Regions from separate parts of the Homo sapiens genome. Here region 2 is linked to region 1. A link is a loop called in an ENCODE intact Hi-C map of the cell type or tissue named here. Cell type or tissue: heart left ventricle. All regions are shown on one strand. Each heading gives the region's core, and the rest is flanking DNA. Links, peaks and the distances in the headings are about the cores only. Region 1 has its middle 50 kb from the start of LINC01648. Region 2 has its middle 240 kb from the start of LINC01648.

Evidence for each region. A loop is a pair of places that touch in the nucleus more often than their neighbours do. Peaks named below come from ENCODE experiments on the same cell type or tissue, not always from the same donor. Only the 100,000 strongest peaks of a DNase experiment are listed, where the experiment ranks them.
Region 2: it touches region 1 in a loop (6-fold over the local background); 57 of 110 quality-filtered maps call a loop at or near these places.

What each region holds. Positions count from the first base shown.
Region 1 is chr1:30,082,818-30,091,833 of GRCh38, reverse strand. No RefSeq gene overlaps it. Among named protein-coding and RNA genes, the nearest start is that of LINC01648, 50 kb to the right of the region's middle. In heart left ventricle, for the core only: CTCF peaks have their summits at 4,163 and 5,678 (motif pointing right); a DNase peak (open chromatin) is centred at 5,703; H3K4me3 peaks cover 372 bases; H3K27ac peaks cover 2,158 bases; H3K27me3 peaks cover 1,440 bases.
Region 2 is chr1:29,788,357-29,797,372 of GRCh38, reverse strand. No RefSeq gene overlaps it. Among named protein-coding and RNA genes, the nearest start is that of LINC01648, 240 kb to the left of the region's middle. In heart left ventricle, for the core only: CTCF peaks have their summits at 3,980 and 4,187 (motif pointing left); a DNase peak (open chromatin) is centred at 4,162.

The sequences.
Region 1 (9,016 bases), core at 744-8,743:
TCCCCAGGTAGCCAACTCCTATTCATTCTTCAAGATGCCCTGAATGCTCATCCACCCTCACCCAAGCAGGGCAGAGCTTCCTCTGAGTTCCCAAATCTCCCTGTGCCTCCTCTGTCAGCAAGATCATTAAATTTCCCAGTCACTGCCGTTCCATGAGCATGGCTAGCACGATCCCACACTGGGGTCTTTGCACTTGCTGTATCGTCTCCTGGAAGCCCCAGATGTTTGCAGGACCTATGCCCTCCCTCCCTTCAGGTCTCTGCTCAGGTCTCTGCTACAGAGAGGTCTACCGCCACGGAAAGGTCCCAGACCCTCCATCCTCTGCATCCCTTCCCTTCTCCTGCTTTTTCTTCCCTGGAGACCATGCCCTGACAGGTTATGGACTTGCAGGTTTGTTTCTCGTCTGTCTCCCTACTAGACTGGGGATGCCATGAGACAGTGGTGTATATAGTTTGTTATGTTCACAACATAGCCTCTATGCCTAGAAGAGTGCCTGGCGCACAGCCATCCGTGCATTTATTGAATGAAGAATGAATGAATGTTGTTGATTCCACCATGCTGCGATAGCCTATTTCTGCCCCGACCTCCTCCCCATGCCCAACCACACTGTGCGCTCATCCAGGACGTCCAGTCCTTGGTGTCTCTGTACCCTCATCCCCCAGCGCAAGACCAAGCATATTGTGCACATCAGCCAGTGTTTCCGCCAGAGTGAGGGAGCTGATGGATGGATGGACTGGGTGTCTTTCGGAGCCCAGAGTTTAAAAATAAACCTGCTCTTAGCTTTCCCATGTGTCATTTGTAACTTCTCATAAAAGTCCTTGGCAGAGCAGATTTCACTTGCTTGAGGGAGATATTCAGGTTTGAGAAATAGAAAGCTTATAAATAAACACAGCAAATCAAATGAAACCAATGGGCAGCAGCCCCTCGTAGCCCTGGGAATGCAGACATGTTGCAGGGAGAGAGGGATGGAGATTTGGAGGGTTTATCTCCGTACTCACTGAGAGATATCTAGGGCAGCTGAGGGCAGGGACATGGGGAGGCCAGGATTACAGCTGCAGATGGGCTGGGAGTAAGTGGCCCTTCACCTTAGCTCTCAGCCTGCCCTCCACAAACCTGGCCCCAGCCATTTTGGGAGTCAGAGCCCAAGCATGGGACAGAGTTGGGCCTTGGCCGGCCATCGGAGGGCCGGCAGGTGACAAAGTGGGGAAGAAGCAGAGCTCAGCAGACCAACCGCAGCAGCCCCAGGCCCTCCCACCAGCCAGAGCCCCTCCACAGCCACCCCCAGGGGCCTCTCTGGAAGCCACAGACATGGGGGGTGCTGGAGGGGGTGAAGGCAGTCACCACCCCTCAGCCTGATCCTTTCTGTACCCTCTGTCCACTCTCCCAGGAGGCTCACACTGCTGTCCAGAGAGGACACTCACACAAGGTCTCCAGCAGCTTCTCCCTGCATGCCCTCAGGATGCTCCGGCTGCCCCTCCCTTTCTCTGGGGATGCAGCCCTGGAGTCATATGCCCCATGCTGGCCTCTCAGCCTCGAGCCTGCTGCTGCTCCTGCTCCTGCCTTCCCCGCTTCTCCACTCGGGAAATGGCAGCTCCATCCACCTGGCTTCTCAGCCAGAAACCTCGGAGTTGTGTGGACAAATTCCTCATTCCCAGACCCCTACGGTTCCTGCTCTGGTCCAAGCTGCCATCAGCTCCGCCTGGACGTCCCCCTCCATCTCCTCACTGGACCCCTGCTCCCATTCTGACCTCCTGGAAGAGCTAGGGGTCATTTAAACACAACAAATCAGACCAGGCCACTTCCTTGCTTAAAACCCTTCTATGCCCCTCAGGGAGCCTTGAGTCAAGAGGCGCTGCAGGGCTGGGTGCTGCCTCCTCCCCATGCTTGCCCCTCCCCACACATCGCCCCAGGGCTTCTGTAGTCCCTCCAACAAATACACTGCCTCCCACCCAGGGCCTTTGCACAGGCAGTTCCTGCTACCTAGATCACTCTGGTCCCCACTCTTCAGGTAATTCATTTTTTCAGTCCTCAACTTGAATATCAGCTCCTAACATCACCCCCATCTGAGTTAGTCCCCCCATTATCCTCTCAGGTAATCTGTTGCACATGGTGTGTTTGGCTCCATCCCAAGGTAGGCTTATCTGTGTGAATTGTCCTTGGACGGCCACAGTCCCCTCCTGACTCTGAGCCCCCAGCAGTGTAGGCATCTTGACGTAGTTCTTTCTCTTCCCTGCACCCAGTATATGCCTATCGCATAGTAGGTGATCAGTAAATGACCTGGATGAATAAGCGGAATCATCAGAATACAGAGTAAAAAATAAACAGCCTGTGCTCCCTTCAAAGAAAAGAGAAATAACTCAGAGTACTGTTAACTATTTTATTGCTGCAAGAGTTTTATTTTATTGTACTGTATAACTTACACTGCTTTAATCAGAGCTAGTAATCACAACTGTTGTTTCTGGTTCATGCCTCCTTGACTCAGGCCCCAAGGGCAGGAACCATTTCATATTTAAGCAGTGTTAGTTCTGGGACGCCCTCGGGGGAGCACGAGCACGCTCCAGTGTGCAGTTTAATTCTCAGCGATGCTAATTAGATCAAGGAAGCAGCCCGGGTTCAGGGCAGGGCCGCTGGAGGAGACGGTCTCCCTCTAACAAGCCCGAGAAGCCAAACTCCACCTGCCATAGCCCAGCCTGAGTCTGATGGGAGCGTTTCTCCGGTAGACTCTCTGTTCTGGGCACAGTGCCAAGACCTAAGGGCTCTTAAGGGCCTGTGAAAATGTTGAAGGTCTGGGAAAACAATTTATTTGGCTTCAAATTATAAAAGGGAAGCTGTGAAGTCGAAATAGATCAATGTTTAATCAAATGTCTACAAAGTATAACATTATCAAATGGTCACCTTCCTTTCCAACTCAGCTTTTGCATAGTCGCGTATAATCTGTAGTTAATGTGGGCTGTTAGGGCATTTTACTATGTTTGATCTGATGGGGGGAGGAGTTTCTACAAGTGAGAATGCTGGGGCTGGGAAGATCTTAAAGAGCTATGTGTAGGCCAGGCGTAGTGGCTCACGCTTGTAATCTCAGTACTTTGGGAGGCGGAGGCGGGTGGATCACTTGAGGTCAGGAGTTCAAGACCAGCCTGGCCAACATGGTGAAACCTCGTCTCTACTAAAAACACACAAAAAATTAGGTGGGCGTGATGGTACGCGTCTGTAGTCTCAGCTATTGGGGAGGCTGAGGCAGGAGAATGGCTTGAACCCAGGAGGCAGAGGTTGCAGTGAGCCGAGATGGCACCACTGCACTCCAGCCTGGGTGACAGAGCGAGACTCTGTCTCAAAAAAAAAAAAAAAGTGCTATGTGTATATGAGTTGTGTATATGGGTTGTAGAGAGCAGCCTCAGAAGACTGCACGGAGGAGGGAAAACGTGGCTGGAGGGATGAACGGAGAAGGGCATTCCTGGCAGGGAGGCAGCATGTGCAAAGAGGCAGGGCATGGATGGGCCTGGCCTGCAGAAGGAGCAGGGACCAGCCATTGCACCTGCAGCATAAAGTGGGCGGGGCAGGGAGGAGACAAGGCTGTTCTTGCCCTTCTTGAGCCTCTCTCTATCCTGTGCCTTCTTCCCTGTCATTAAAGCCCAGCACCACCTGTGTCCTCACCAAGGCTAGACTTGACTTCCCTGGCCATCACAGAGGCCCCAAGCCTGGCTGGGTCTCTCCACTGGAAGATCTAGTCTGGCCCAGATGCCTAGTCCTGTCACCTCCATTTCTCCTCACATGGCATCATCCCTATTCTAGTCATGATAAAGCACAGATATAGAAAGGAAGGAAGAAAAAAAAATAATCCAAAATCACAAAGCAGACTCCACACTTGCTTTCTGGAGCATTACTGGAAACAAGTCAATTTTCTCTCATTTCTTTCTCTCCAACCCAGTGTTGCAACAGAAACAACGCTCTGGCTCAGTTAAGGGAAAGGTGTATAGTTGCAAGTCTAATTTCGAGATGACACCCATTCTCGGCCCAGCCAAAGAACACCTCTAGGCTGGTGACGAGCTCTTGAAAACCCCTGTCTTCCCAGGGCTCTCAGAGGCAGAGCCTGGGGCTGGATTCTCAACACTATAAAGAGGTAGATTTTGCATCCCACCTTCAGTGCAGATCTGCCAGTGCCTCCACCAGGGGCAGTAGCTGGGCAGTAGTTCCTCTTTCTGGAAATGCCAAAGGCTTCCTGGGGTGAGGATGGAAAAGAGGCAACCTTAGCCAGGCCCGGGGACTCGATGCTGGAGGACAGGCAGCCCCAGACTGCTGATCCAGCCAGCTTGTCCCCAGCTAATGCCCGAGAGCCCAGCATGGGCAAATCATGGCTTTGGGTTAAATGTTGCTTTCTCCAGGCCCTTTGGTTTTTCTTCCAAACTACAAATTGCCTCTGATCCCTGGGGAAATGGGTGGAGGTGCTTTTCTCCTTGGGAGACAGAATCTAAGAAAAATTAAATTGGAAGTTTTGGGGTGGGGGTGGGCCAAGGGTGCTGTGAAAGTAAAGAAAGCTGGCTCTGGAGAGAGGATGCTCTGCCATTCAGTACCTGAGCCATCTTAGACAAGTTATTTAACGTCTCTGTGCCTGTTTCTCCAATCGTGCCTACCTCATGGGGCTGTCATAAAAATTAATTCAGTCAATAGACATAAAGTGCTTGAGAGAGCACCTGGCAGACAGAAAGCCCTTAATAAGTATTAGTGGCTATAATATTAATAGTAATAATAATAATTTGTATGATTGTTGCTATTAGCTTATATTGTATCAGTACTGAATATAGATACAGGGCTAGCAAAAAGCACCCAGAGTCCTTTCCAGTCTGACACCTGATGGTCCCCCAGCCTAACCCCCCCTTTCCCCTCCATTTTCAGCCACACAGGACTCCCCATCTCTGAAAGCCTCTGCTCTTTCCAGCCTCCACGCCTCTGGGCAACTGCCGCCTGCCTGGAATGCCCTTCTCATCGTCTTTCCCCTGCAAACTCTTACTCCACCTAGATGAACCGGCCCAGATGCCACCCACTCTGAAGCCAGTTCAGAGCCCCCTCCCTCACGCTTCTGATAGCCCCCCCGGGGTGCCAGCACCTTCTCTGGGCCCCGCAGGAATTGTCACAGGCCAGTGTCGTAGCTTCAATCACCCAGCGCTAGAACTGTACCCCACTGTCTTTTCATCTCTGGGTGTCTGGTCCCAGGACCCGTTAAGTTCAGGGTGATGTCCCTGAGTGATCATCGATCAAATATTAAGTTGGTGCAAAAGTTATTGCGGTTTTTGCCATAGATGAACAAGCGCGCGGCGCCAGGCTCTCTTAGGCCACCCTAAGCGATTCTCCCCTCACTGCCCTGGCTGAGCCCCCCCTCCCCATGTGTAAGAGGGTGTAGAACCCCCGTGGGACCCCGCCCTCCCAGGACAGCAGAGATCGCTGCATCCTCAGGCCAGCGGCCCCCGGAGCAGGCCGTGAAAGGGAAGGGATTCTGTTATTAAAGTCATCAGTTCTGGCGCCTGGGCCTTGGGGAGCCGAGCTTGGCTGGTAATTAGAGTCGTTAGGGGAGACGGAGCCGGCTGGGGCTTATGCTGGCGTGGACGCAGAGCAGGCAGAGCCCAGGCTGCGAGGCGGGGCGGCCCCCGGGACCTCCGCCACCTCCTCCTGGTGGGGCGCCCCGCACCGGCACCGCTCCCGGCCGCGGCCTGAAGGTGGCGCTGCAGGACCTCACAAGCGCGGCTGGGCGGGGCCGGGAGGAGGTGGGGAGGGGTCTGCAGAGAGAGGGAGGGGAATGGGGAGGGAAGGAGGGAGGGAGAGAAATGGGGGAAGGGGGAGTATAAGCGAAGGAGAGGACAAAAGAGGAGAAGTGAGGGGAGAGGAGGGGGAGAAAGACAGAGAGAGGGGAGAGTGGGTGGCATCTGAGCTGGTTCATCTAGGTGGAGTAAGAGTTAAAGAGGAGAGAGAGAGAGAGAGAGAGGAGGCCAGAGGGAGGGAGGAAGATAGAAGCCTCCTCCCCTCCTCGCTATTCAGGAGGTCTGAGGAGCCCAGATCCTCTTGGAACACCCGCTCCTCCATGCTTACAGAGAGGTCACTTCCTCCCATAGCCCTCCCTATGCCCTCTGTGGTCTGACCCAGGTGGACCCCAGCCCCATCTTTCCACACCTCCCCACCCTCCCCACCCTGCCCTGGCCAAGCAGAACTGCTTGCCGTTTCCAAGGGCACCAGGCTCCCCCTCTCTGCCAGTGCCCTGCCTGTGCTGGGCTGCTGCAGTAACCTTCTCCCCCTGAGCCTCTTCCCCTGGCTCCCCGACTTCTCCTTCAGGTCTCAGCATAGACACCACCTCCTCTCAGAAGTCCTCCCCTTCTCCATGTCCAGGGCCTGGCCTGCCCCTAGCTCCCCAGCCCCTCCCACATCTTCCCCCATCTCAGCACTGGCCAGGCTGGGCTGTGATTGATTCTGTGTCTGTTCCGCCAGCCAGACCGGAGGCTCCCTGAGGACAGGGACACGGCCTTGTCCCTCTCTGCGTCCCCAGGGTGGCCAGCCCAGTGGATGAACAGCCACAAGTGGGCTATAGATGCTGCCTAAGGGATGAATGGATGATCTCGGGAGGGGCTGGGTGTGGGAGATGAGGAAAGAAGGGACATGGAGCAGGAGGGAGAAAACAGCGGAGAGGAGGTTAATTAGGAGAGAGGCCCTAGGACACCCCAGCCACCAGGGTGCAGGGCCTGGGCCCCAGCACCGCGGGATTCCCGCCCTCCCATGGACCTCAGTGATCTTCCTTCTGAGGTCAGTGCCCACCTGGCTCTGGACCCCTCTGACGATCAGGAAGTTCTTCTTCCTCGTGGGAATCAGGGCTGCTTGAGTCACAAGTGACAGAATCTGCTCAGCTGCAGAGAAGAGGGGGTTTGGCATAAGGACCCTGGTCTCTCAGATGCAGCCAGAACTCAGGAGGGACCCGGACCGGAGACAGGAGCACCAGCCAGAATGCAGACTGACTCTCTTCCACCCACCTCATAAGACTTCAGGTCAGGTCTCTACTTTTCCCATTTCTCACGAATCAGAAATGCATGCATCAGTAGTTCACACAACCAGAAGACCCAACCAGGCTCTCTGTCTCAATTTAGAATTGGTAGCACAGGTACTCTGATTGGCCAAGCCTGGGCAGGTATCTTCTCCTGGTCCAATGCACTGATGGGGTGGGGAGCAGGGCAGGGTCACCAAGCAGAAACAGGGTTTTGGGAGGCGGTGCAAAGCACACTGGGAAGTCGGGGCAGGGAAGACCACTGGCATCCTCACCATGACTTTGCCCTCACCATGATGAGTTTGTGCAGTACCTATTCTTTGCCAGACACTCAGAGGGGCCATTTGACATCTCAGGGAAACATCCTCAAACCAGTTCCTGCTTTCCCATTTGACAGATGAGGGCCAGGGGCCCACAGCCCTGTGCTCGTTCCACTTCCCGTGCTCCCACCTTCTGCTCCCTCCTCTGCCACCGCCCTGCTGGATTTTCTTGGCTCCCTGTCCTCTCTGGACCTCAGTCAAATGGGGAGGACGGAGAGAGCTGTGAGGCTCCCTTTCACTCTGGCACTCAGTCTCTCTGCTCCATTTGAAGGCAGCTGCAGACCCGACATATCTTTCATACCCTTCCCTCACCAGGATCCTTTTGCTGTTTGGGGCCCTTGGAGAAGCCCCTGGGTAAATATTAATAGCACAGAGTTGTGTTTATGTTGGAGAAAGAGGGTGAGTCATTTCCTGCTTCTCTCCCAGACTCAGGATTGTAGCTAAGAATATGTCAGATCTTTGGCATGGCTGTGTGAGACCTGGCTCGATGGGGTCTCGCTGGAGTGAAGCCATGGAATGGCTGCCCCACCGACCACCATCCCAAAGCCAGGCCTGGAGGCTTGGGGTCCAGCCCCGGCCCAGCCCTGTCTGTGCTGTGTGGCTGGCTCTGCCTCTCGGGAGGATCATTGCATCTACCCAGCAGGCATAGAGGAAGCAGGCATGTGGAGCCTGGCACACGGAGGGGCCTGGGGATCCTGGTTCTCTTGCTGCTGCCTTCCCCGTGCCCTGCTGATCACACTCATCTGTCTTCCCTTCCCGGTGTGAACTTCTCAAGGACAGGGCGCAGGCCAGGTTTCCCTTGGTGGCCCAGAGCTGGCACAGGGCCTGGAACTTTGGAGGGGCTCTGTCCAGCTCATGTTGACCCCTTCACAGTCCTCAGCACCTTCTGGGGTGCCTCCCAGAGGCCAGGCTTGTGCCTTTTTAATGTGCTTCTAGAGAAGAGCAAGTGAGCCAGAGTAGACAATCAGAAAACAGATCCAAGTCAGACCAAGTGGAGTCCCTTTGCCAGAAATCTGGGACTGAGAGAATCTGGTTCTATCTGGGCTGTTCTGTCAGATGGAGGAGACATTCATGCTCAGGACCTGAAGGCCACTATCTTCTGTCCTGCAGATGGAGAAAGGAGAAGCCGGGTCTGCTGTGTCCTGGGCCTGTCTCCTTCTGAGGCTGGCTGCCTTGTCATCCTGGGGTTCCAGGAGATGTCCCTTGTGTTCTGCTTAAGCCAGTTTGAGTTGCTTCCTATAGCTGCACCACAGCACCAGCTAATCCGCTCACAGAAGGCCTCCATGTGCCAAGCACCAAGCCATTTCACGGCATTACCTTACATAGCCCTCACTTCCGACCTACCAGGTGCACATTATCATTCTCCCATCTCAGTGGGACAAAATCACAAAGTCACAAAGCTGGCACTGGGCGAGTTCAGGTTGATTGCCTGAGGTCCCCTGGAGTAGAACCTGATTTTTCCCCATAGCCCTAGTAGGATCTTCTGCCACCCAGACCTTCTACAATCAAATGGACTGAGCACCCACCAGAGCCCACCAACTCAGGCCTACGTGCTCAGCAGACCTATGGGGAGCTGGGAGCTTAGGGAGTCCCTGGGGCCGCCCTGCAGTGACCAGTCTGGAGCTTGGAGAGGAGATAGCTCGTGGGTGGTGTGGTGGGGTGGGGTGGGGGTCACTGC
Region 2 (9,016 bases), core at 571-8,570, 290 kb after region 1:
AGTTGATATACCCCTGAGGTAGGACAGTAAAGGTATATTGCTGGCCTTACCAGCTGAAGGCAAATTGCTTCTGGTGGGCCTTATGGACAGGAATGGAGAAAAAGGCATTTACCAAGTCAATGGTTGCATAACAGGGACCAGGAGTTGTGTTAATTTGCTCAAGCAATGAATCCACATCTAGTACAGCAGCTGCAATTGGAGTCACCACTTGGTTAAGCTTATAATAATCCACTGTTTTTCTCCAAGATCCATCTGTCTTCTGCACAGGCCAAATGGGAGAGTTGAATGGGGATGTGGTGGGAATTACCACCCCCGCGTCTTTCAAGTCTTTGATGGTGGCACTCATATCCACATTCCCTCCAGGGATGCGATATTGTTTTTGATTTACTATTTTTCTAGGTAGAGGCAGTTCGAATGGCTTCCATTTGGCCTTTCCCACCATAATAGCCCTCACCCTACCAGTCAGGGAGCCAATGTGGGGGTTCTGCCAGCTGCTAAGTATGTCTATGCCAATTATGCATTCTGACACTGGGGAAATGACTGCAAGATGAGTCAGGGGACCCACTGGACCCACTCTAAGTCGGACCTGAGCTAAAACTCCATTAACTAGCTGACCTCCATAAGCCCCTACTCTAACTGGAGGACTGCAATGATGTTTTGGGTCCCCTGGAATCAATGTCAGCTCAGAGCCAGTGTCCAGTAGTCCCTGAAATGTCTGATCATTTCCCTTTGCCCAATGCACAGTTACCCTGGTAAAAGGCTGGAGGTCACCTTGGGGAACAATGGGGGAAAGACTCACTGCATAAATTGTTGGTAATGTAGTGGGGTCCTTCCTCAAGGGGACCTGGCCTTCCCTCATTCAAGAGGTTTTGGGTCCATAAACTGGCTCAAGTCTGGAAATTGATCGAGGGAACATGATTCTCTGTTTTTATAATTAAAATTAGTCTTTTGTCCGTTCGACCTAGAAGTTTTCTCCTTATAAAAATTAAGTAGGAATGCAGTAGGCTTCGTATCAATTTCACTTCTAGGAACATCACGACTAATTAGCCAGTGCCAGAGTTCTACATGAGTCAGACTATTCTGATTGCTGCTTTGTCTCTGCTGTCCATTATGGTAGCTATGTCCACCTTGCCTTTGACATAGCTACCATACCTGAGTGCCACCACTTGGCCCCTGCTACCTGGGGATCCAATTATTCCCATTGTATTTAAATTTTGTAGTTGAGTGACTGTGGTTCCCACTGTTAGATCTGACATACAGAGAACAGCAATTACAGGGCTCTTTAAAGATGCAAGTGCTGCCCTCACAAATCTGTTTCACAAGGCATTGGTCAAGAATATATCTTCTCAACCCTCCCAGCTGGGATGAGTAGGTCTAAAGTGACTAATCCACTCCACCATCCCACTCTCCCTAAGCCTTTGGATACCTTCCTCTACATCAAACCAAGGGAGATCAGGCATTTCCAACTTGCTCACAGTGGGCCATCTTTTAATCCATATTTCAGCTAACCAAACAAATAAACTATTGGAACCTTTTTAACTCCCTGAGCTGCAACATTAAAAGCAGAGTCCCCACTTAGTGGGCCCAAATCAATAAATTCAGCCTGATCCAACTCTATGTTCCTTTCACCATTATCCCATACCCTTAATATTCATTCCCATGCCTGTTCTCCAGATTTCTCTTTATATGGAGGACTCAAGCAGTTCTTTTTTAATGTGATGCACCTCCTCATGGGTCACACTCTCAAACTCACCTCCAGGGGCCCACAGAGACTTTAGTCTAGTTATAGGTCTAGAAGCAAACGGGGGCATTGGAGGTCGATCCTGAGGAGAATCAACATTATTTTGCCTGGCAACTGCCTCAGGGGAGGCCATCACTGTTGCCTCAGGCAGCACAGCATTTATCTCCTCAGACAAAGGTGGAAAGGCTGATGGCAGCATGGGTCGGGGAGGGGATGTTGCCACTACTGGGGATGGGGAAGCTGTTCCTTCTGGCAAAAAAAGGTTCATCAGAGTGTGCAAACTCAGTGTCCCCAGCTTCTTCAGAGTCCTCCCACATCCCCATTCCAAGCTGCAGAGTCCCATTCTCTTCCAATCAGTGCCTTCTCTTTAGCAGTAGACACCTCCTGAGGCTGTGCATGCACCTTTCATGCAGGTCAGCCACTCTCATGATAAGAGTTTGTGTCTGTTTCTCCACAATTTCAGCTCTTTCTCTGCAGGAGATGAGACTCTCACTCAGGGCAATCTTAGCAGATTTGAGGCTCAGTGTCTGCCTCTGAAGCCTGGAGAACGGAATCCCTGAGTTCATCATTTTCTTTCCTCACTTCATCTACTGAACTTAGGGGCAACCAACCAGCTTCATTATGTTCCTTGGTTCTCCAAATATGGTCAAAAGTATTATGTATAGAGTCACTAAACTCCTTGCCTCTCACGAGCAGTGAATCAGGAGTGTCAGATGGATTTATTTTGTGTAACTCTCTAAACAGTTCCTCCCAAGGACTATCAGTGTTCTCCATACTATTAGAAGTAGAGTCCTTAGCATTTTTGAGTCTAATCATCTTAAGTAGCCAACTCCAGAAACCCCAAAGCCAATGAAAAACTCCATCCTTAATATTCTGTTCCTCTAGAACCACTCCTGGTACCAAAATCTGTATTAGTCAGGGTTCTCTAGAGGGACAGAACTAATCGGAGATATATATATACACATATGTATATATATATTTTATATATATACACATATGTATATATATATTTTATATATATACATATATATATTTTATATATATACATATATATATATATATAAAAATTAACTTACATGATCACAAGGTCCCACAATAGGCCGTCTGCAAGCTTGAGGAGCAAGGAGAACCTGTCTAAGTCTCAAAACTGAAGAACTTGGAGTCTGATGTTCGAGGGCAGGAAGCATCTAGCACGGGAGAAAGACGTAGGCTGGGAACCTAGGCCAGTCTCACCTTTTCACGTTTTTCTTCCTGCTGTATATTCGCTGGCAGCTGATTAGATGGTGCCCACCAGATTAAGGGTGGGTCTGCCTTCTGCAGCCCACTGACTCAAATGTTAATCTCCTTTGGCAACACCCTCACAGACACACCCAGGATCAATACTTTGCATCTTCGATCCAATCAAGTTGACACTCAGTATTAACCACCACACAGGGGGACTTGGGGAGAGAAACTAGAGCCTTGGGGGCCTGAGGGAGGGGTGTCCTGGGAGAGAAGGAGGACAGGAGGGAGAGAGGGAGGGAGGTTGGGTTTTGAGCCTCCACTTCCCCCCAGGCCCCATGCCGGTCACTCCACACACTGTCCCATGTGATGCCCACCACACTTACGAAGGTGCAGTTCTACCATCTTGAACACCGGCAGGTACCTGGCCCCATGCTCTGTGCTTCATATGCATGGTCTCATTTCGCAGTCTCAGCATCCATTGGAGAAGGAAGCTTTCTCCGCATTTCCTGGGTGAGCAAACTGAGCCCAGGGAGGTGCAGTCACGTGGCCTCAGCCATGCAGCAGACACACGGTGACTGAGATGGACTCACACTCACTCTTTGGATTAGGGAGCTTCCATTCTCTCCAGGGTGCCTGAGGGGTCTTCCTGGGGATCAGTCCATCAGATTTCAATAAAGACACAGAAACCACACAGTGATCTGAATAGGAGACATTTTCTATACATAATTATTAAACTATGATAGAAGAGTGCCTAAAATGATGTCAGGAAGAATCGGAACAGCACCCTAGGGCTGAAGAAGACAACCTTGGAAGGACCTGCCCCCGAGGCTGGGGTCCTGACTTCGCTGGATGTCTGTGGCTGCAGCCCCTTGAATGGCAGAGAAGGTATTGGGTCCCAGAGGTGCTGGTTCATAGATGCAGGTCAGGCTGGCAGGCAGGAAACACCTCTCTGGGCACAGGAGAGAGAGTGGTGTGCACGTGCAGGTGGAGGTGTGGGCTGGACCACAGCAAGATGGGCACTGGGCTCAGGATGGGCTATGAGGTGGTCGAGGGACCATGCATTCTGGGTGCACAGCTGAGGAAAAGCCCCAGAGGATGTCCCCCCGCGTTCATACCCTAAGAGAAGATGCAACAGGAACAAGAAATTGCACAACAGAGCTCTGTGGACCATGAAAAGGCCCCTTCCTCCACAGTGTCCCTCCGGCGCCCTCTACTGACAAAGCTTGATATCGTGCTTGCTGCAAAGAAGGGCTTAGAGTCCAGTCCATCAAGGAGCAGGCACTCACGGGGAAGTTGGAAGCTGAGAGGCAAGAAGAAACCAGGGCTCTGCAAACTACGGCCACCATTCAGACCTGGCCTGATGTTTGTTTTTCATGGCCTATAAGCTAAGACTGATTCTTTACATCTTTAAATAATTTAAAAAACGAGAAAAATAATCTTTCAAGACATGTTAACGTTATATGACATTTAAACTTCAGTGTTCATTGATACATCTTTAATTGTATCACTTACAATTGTGGAAATTTGTTTTCTCTCTGGTTACATGAATACGGTAGTCCTCCCTTATCTGCAGTTTCATTTTCCAAGGCTCCAGGTGCCTACAGTGCAGTACAAGAAGACAATTTGACAGGGAGGGAGACCACATTCACATAACGTTTACTACAGTGTATTATTATAATTGTCCTATCTTATTGTTGTTAATCTCTTATTGTATCTAAGTTTAAAATTAAACTTGAACATAGGTAGGTATGTATAGGAAAAAACATAGTGTATATAGGGCTCTGTACTATCCACTGTTTGACGCATTCACTGGGGGTCTTGGAATGTAGCCCCCATGGATAAGGGGGAACTATTATACCATACCTATATTATATCCTTGATTTGTCTCTTGGCCCACTTGCCCTAAAATATTTATCACTTTGTACTTTACAGAAAAAGTTTGACAACCGCAATAAATTAAGAACTGGCGGCCAGGCGCAGTGGCTCACGCCTGTAATCCCAGCACTTTGGGAGGCCGAGGCGGGTGGATCACTTAAGGTCAAGAGTTCAAGACCGGCCTGAGCAACATGGTGAAACACTGCTCCTACTAAAAATGCAAAAATTAGCTGGGCGTGGTGGCACGTGCCTGTAATCCCAGCTACTCAGGAGGCTGAGGCAGGAGAATCGCTTGAACCCAGAAGGCGGAGGTTGTAGTGAGCCAGGATCACGCCACTGCACTCCAGCCTGGGCGACAGAGCAAAACTCCATCTCAAAAAAAGAAAAAAAAAAAAAAAAAGAACTGGCTAGGACTCTCTTGATCACCATTACTAGTGCCCCATCACCACCCCTCATAATAGTCAGGTCTTGGCTGCCACCCCCTGACCAGGCAAAGCCTCTAGACAGTTAAAGCTAGGAGACCAAAGAGGAGCCCACTTAGGGACACTCACACAGATCCCTTAGAGTAAGAGATCCAGGAGGCTGTAATCACGCCTGTAATCCCAGCACTTTGGAAGGCCAAGGCAGGCGGATTGCCTGAGCTCAGGAGTTCAAGACCAGCCTGGGCAACATGGTGAAACCCCGTCTCTACTAAAATACAAAAAATTAGCCAGGTGTTGTGGCATGGGTCTGTAATCCCAGCTACTCGGGAGGCTGAGGCACGAGAATCGCTTAAACCCAGGAGATGGAGGTTGCAGTGAGCCGAGATCTTGCCACTGCATTCCAGCCTGGAGGTGGCTGGGTTGGAGAAGGTGTATAATCTCTGAAAAGACAGTCTTCTTTCATAGGATTTGCCCTGTGAGCAAGGTCACTGCTCGCCTCAGAAGCTTTTGGGAGGAGGAGGTTAAAGGGATCCAAAGCTTCTGGCGCTCCTCAAATGGCAGGGATGAAATCAGCTCTCTCTGACCAGGTCTGAGCAGATTGCTAGTGTGAGAGACTGGAGGCCCTCATTTCTGGAGACTCAGACGCCCCGATGCCAGATTGCCCCATACCAGCCCCACACCTGCCATTCCAGCACCCATCCCATTCAAGACACGCCACCTCAAAGCCTAAGACCTTTACACTCATCTTTTCCAGTCTCTGGGGCTCATTTCACAGATGGGGAAACTAAGGCCCAGAAAGGTTCACCAAATACCAGCAAATAAAAAGTGGAAATAGCAGGTAAGTTGGAGTCACAGGACTGGCTTGCAATTCCAACCTAATCTGGAGTGCCTTAAGAAAGTCCTGGACATCTCTGAGTCTCCATTTGGCATCTGTAAAATGTTCAGCCCCCTCCCTGCTCCCTATGCCTAGCCCAATGCCCTGCACCCATCTGTCTGCCTTAGCTACTCTCTGTCTGTAAAACAGGTCTGTAAAATGGATCACTGTGAAGTTTAAAACTTAGACAAGTTTAAGATTAGAAAACCCCTGTAAAGACTCTAGCACATAGTAGGTGCCCTAGAAACAGTAGCTCTATAGAGAACCAAGCCTGTCCTTATCCAAATCCCCAGGGCAGATACATGACAAGATACCTGATGCCAGCTGAGCTCTGGTGGCCAAGACTCCCACCCACAGGGCAGCTCTGAAGAGGAGGTGGTGAGGTCTCAGTTTGCAGGAAGCCCAGGAGCAGCTCCTGTCTCCTCCCTTATTAATTGTACCCATATCTGGAACAGATGGGGAAAGGGTGTCTTTTTTCTCTCTGTTTTTCAAAGAGCTTTGGTTCAGGAGATAACTGTAATTAAAAGAGAAGAAATGCGAAACAATCCTCTTAGACAGACCTCGCCATCTTCCTTCCCTTGTAAATTTATTAATGAACTGTAATTGCAAAGATAAAACCTTTATTGAAACCTGGTACACAGTTCACCATGGGGCAGAAAGATTCCCATTGCAGTCCTAGACCTAAGAGGGAAAGAAGAATATATTAATCGGCTTAGTTCTGTATATCTATACAAAAATGAGAAAAATATATATTGGTGGTATTTGTCAACAGACAGTGTCTGCCCTGGGGAGACACTGGTTTTTCTTCCTTCTGAAGCTTGCTTATAATCTTCTGTTAATCAACCTGGAGATGAAAGGGATTTGGATGTTGAGTTTCCTAAGGACCTGGAGCAGATGTGGGGAGAATTGAGTTCTTGGTGGGAGTCTGGGTTTGAGAGGGATTCCAAGATGATGCTGGCTGCACACCTTGGAGCCTGGTGGGGTAGGACCAATTTCCCCATGCAGGGAAGAAGATCCAAGGGGAAGCTTGCATGGGGCAGGTGTGCAGGCGAGAGCCAGCTTGGCCTTCTGCATAGGTTAGGCTCCCTAGAAGCAGAGCCTGAGATGGGGACTTACGGGGACATGTGAGATTGCAGAGGGCGCACGCTCAGAAGAAGGGGAGTGAGGGAAGTAGCGGAGGGTGGGCAAGAAGCCAGGCCAGGGCATGGACTTGGTCTAGTCTAGCCCTGATCTGGGCCCATGGGGAGCTCTGGAGTGTCCTCTGTGGCACCACATGACTGTCCTGCCTCCTCGAATGAGCCAGACCTTTTGTACCCATGTGTCAGCCAGTGACTGGCTGCAGGTCATCCCAGGGAAAGGTGAGACCTCGCAGGCATTTTTCAGGTGAGTCAGCAGTCAGCTTCCTCAGCTGAGGATGATTCCCCAGAAAAGGGCCCAGCTGGCAGCCCACGCTCTCCACAGCTGAAGGACGTGGGCAGGGCTATAGGGTGGGACCCAATAGCATATATCTCAGGCCCCCTGATTCTGACCCCACCATCGGTAACGCGTGATGGTTCTGCCCCACCCCCAGTGCCACTTCCCTTGGGGACCACTGCTCAGCCCTCTCCCTTCTCCTTGTCCTTGAGGAATCACTCCCCACCCAGGCTCAGGGGAGTACAGAGCCCCAGGCCTGTGGCCAATCAGTCTTGCATTCCCCTGGCATAGGGATTCGTTGAGGTCAGAGATTCGGGTGGCAGCTGAGGGAGGTGCAGGTGCAGATTCTTGGACAGGCGATTTAATGAAGAGTTGTCTCTGGAAAAACTGGAAAGACATGGGAATGTTGAGTCATTTGGGGCTAATACAAATAACACTGCCATTCTTGTGATAGAATTTCTGTGGGTGTCTGTTTCGTTTCTCTAGGGAAAATAGCTGGACCCACCAAGTCACAGATCAGGTATTTGTTTTACTTTTACTTTATCAGAGGCTGCCAAGTTGTTTTCCAAAGTGGCTGGACCTGCCTATATTCCCACCAGCAGGGGAGGGAGTTCCAGCATCTCCACATCCTTCTCAACACTTGGTAAGGCAGGTCACATTAACTTTAGCCATTTTGATGAGAGTATTGCATCTTGTTATGGTTTTATTTTGCACTGATGACTAATAATATTGTCCATTTTGTCACGTTTATTAGCCATGATAAATCTATTGTGAAGTGTCCATGGGTATATGTTGACCATTTTTATTGCACTCTTCACAGGGAGGTCTTGTATATTTTTTTAGTCGAATCTCTTTGTATATATTTTTGGGTTTTGTTATGATAATAAATAGTATTTTTATTTCACTTGCCAATTTTTTTTTGTTGCTAGGACATAAAAATACAGTTGACTTATAAATGGTGAACTTACACACCCCTCGGTTGGCATGAAACCCTGAGTGAACAAGCATGCAAGCATTTATTGAGCTCCCTGAATCAATTTAGTTCTGATGGCACAGGGGATAGGAAAGGATGGAGGCAGAAGGAGGCTTTCCTCATCTGCAAAATGGGAGGAATGCCAATAGTTGACACCACAAAGCAATTAGTGTGTGCACTGTATTAAATGTGTGTGTATATATAGACATATATTTACTATTTTATCCTCAAACAACTCTATGATGGAGGTACTGTCATTACCTCCATTTTGCATGAGGAAACTGAGGCACAGACAGCTTATGTAACTTCATAAAGGTCACCCAGCTGGTAAATGCAGAACTGGATCCAAATCCAGCTGGCTTGCGCTTCAAGTCTGTGTTTCCAGCCCCAACTCCACCCTGTCTCCAGTATGTCCTTGAAGATGACCTTGAAGGTTAATTGATATATGTCCGTAAAGAACTGAGCACAGTCCTGGTACATAGTGCTCAATAAAT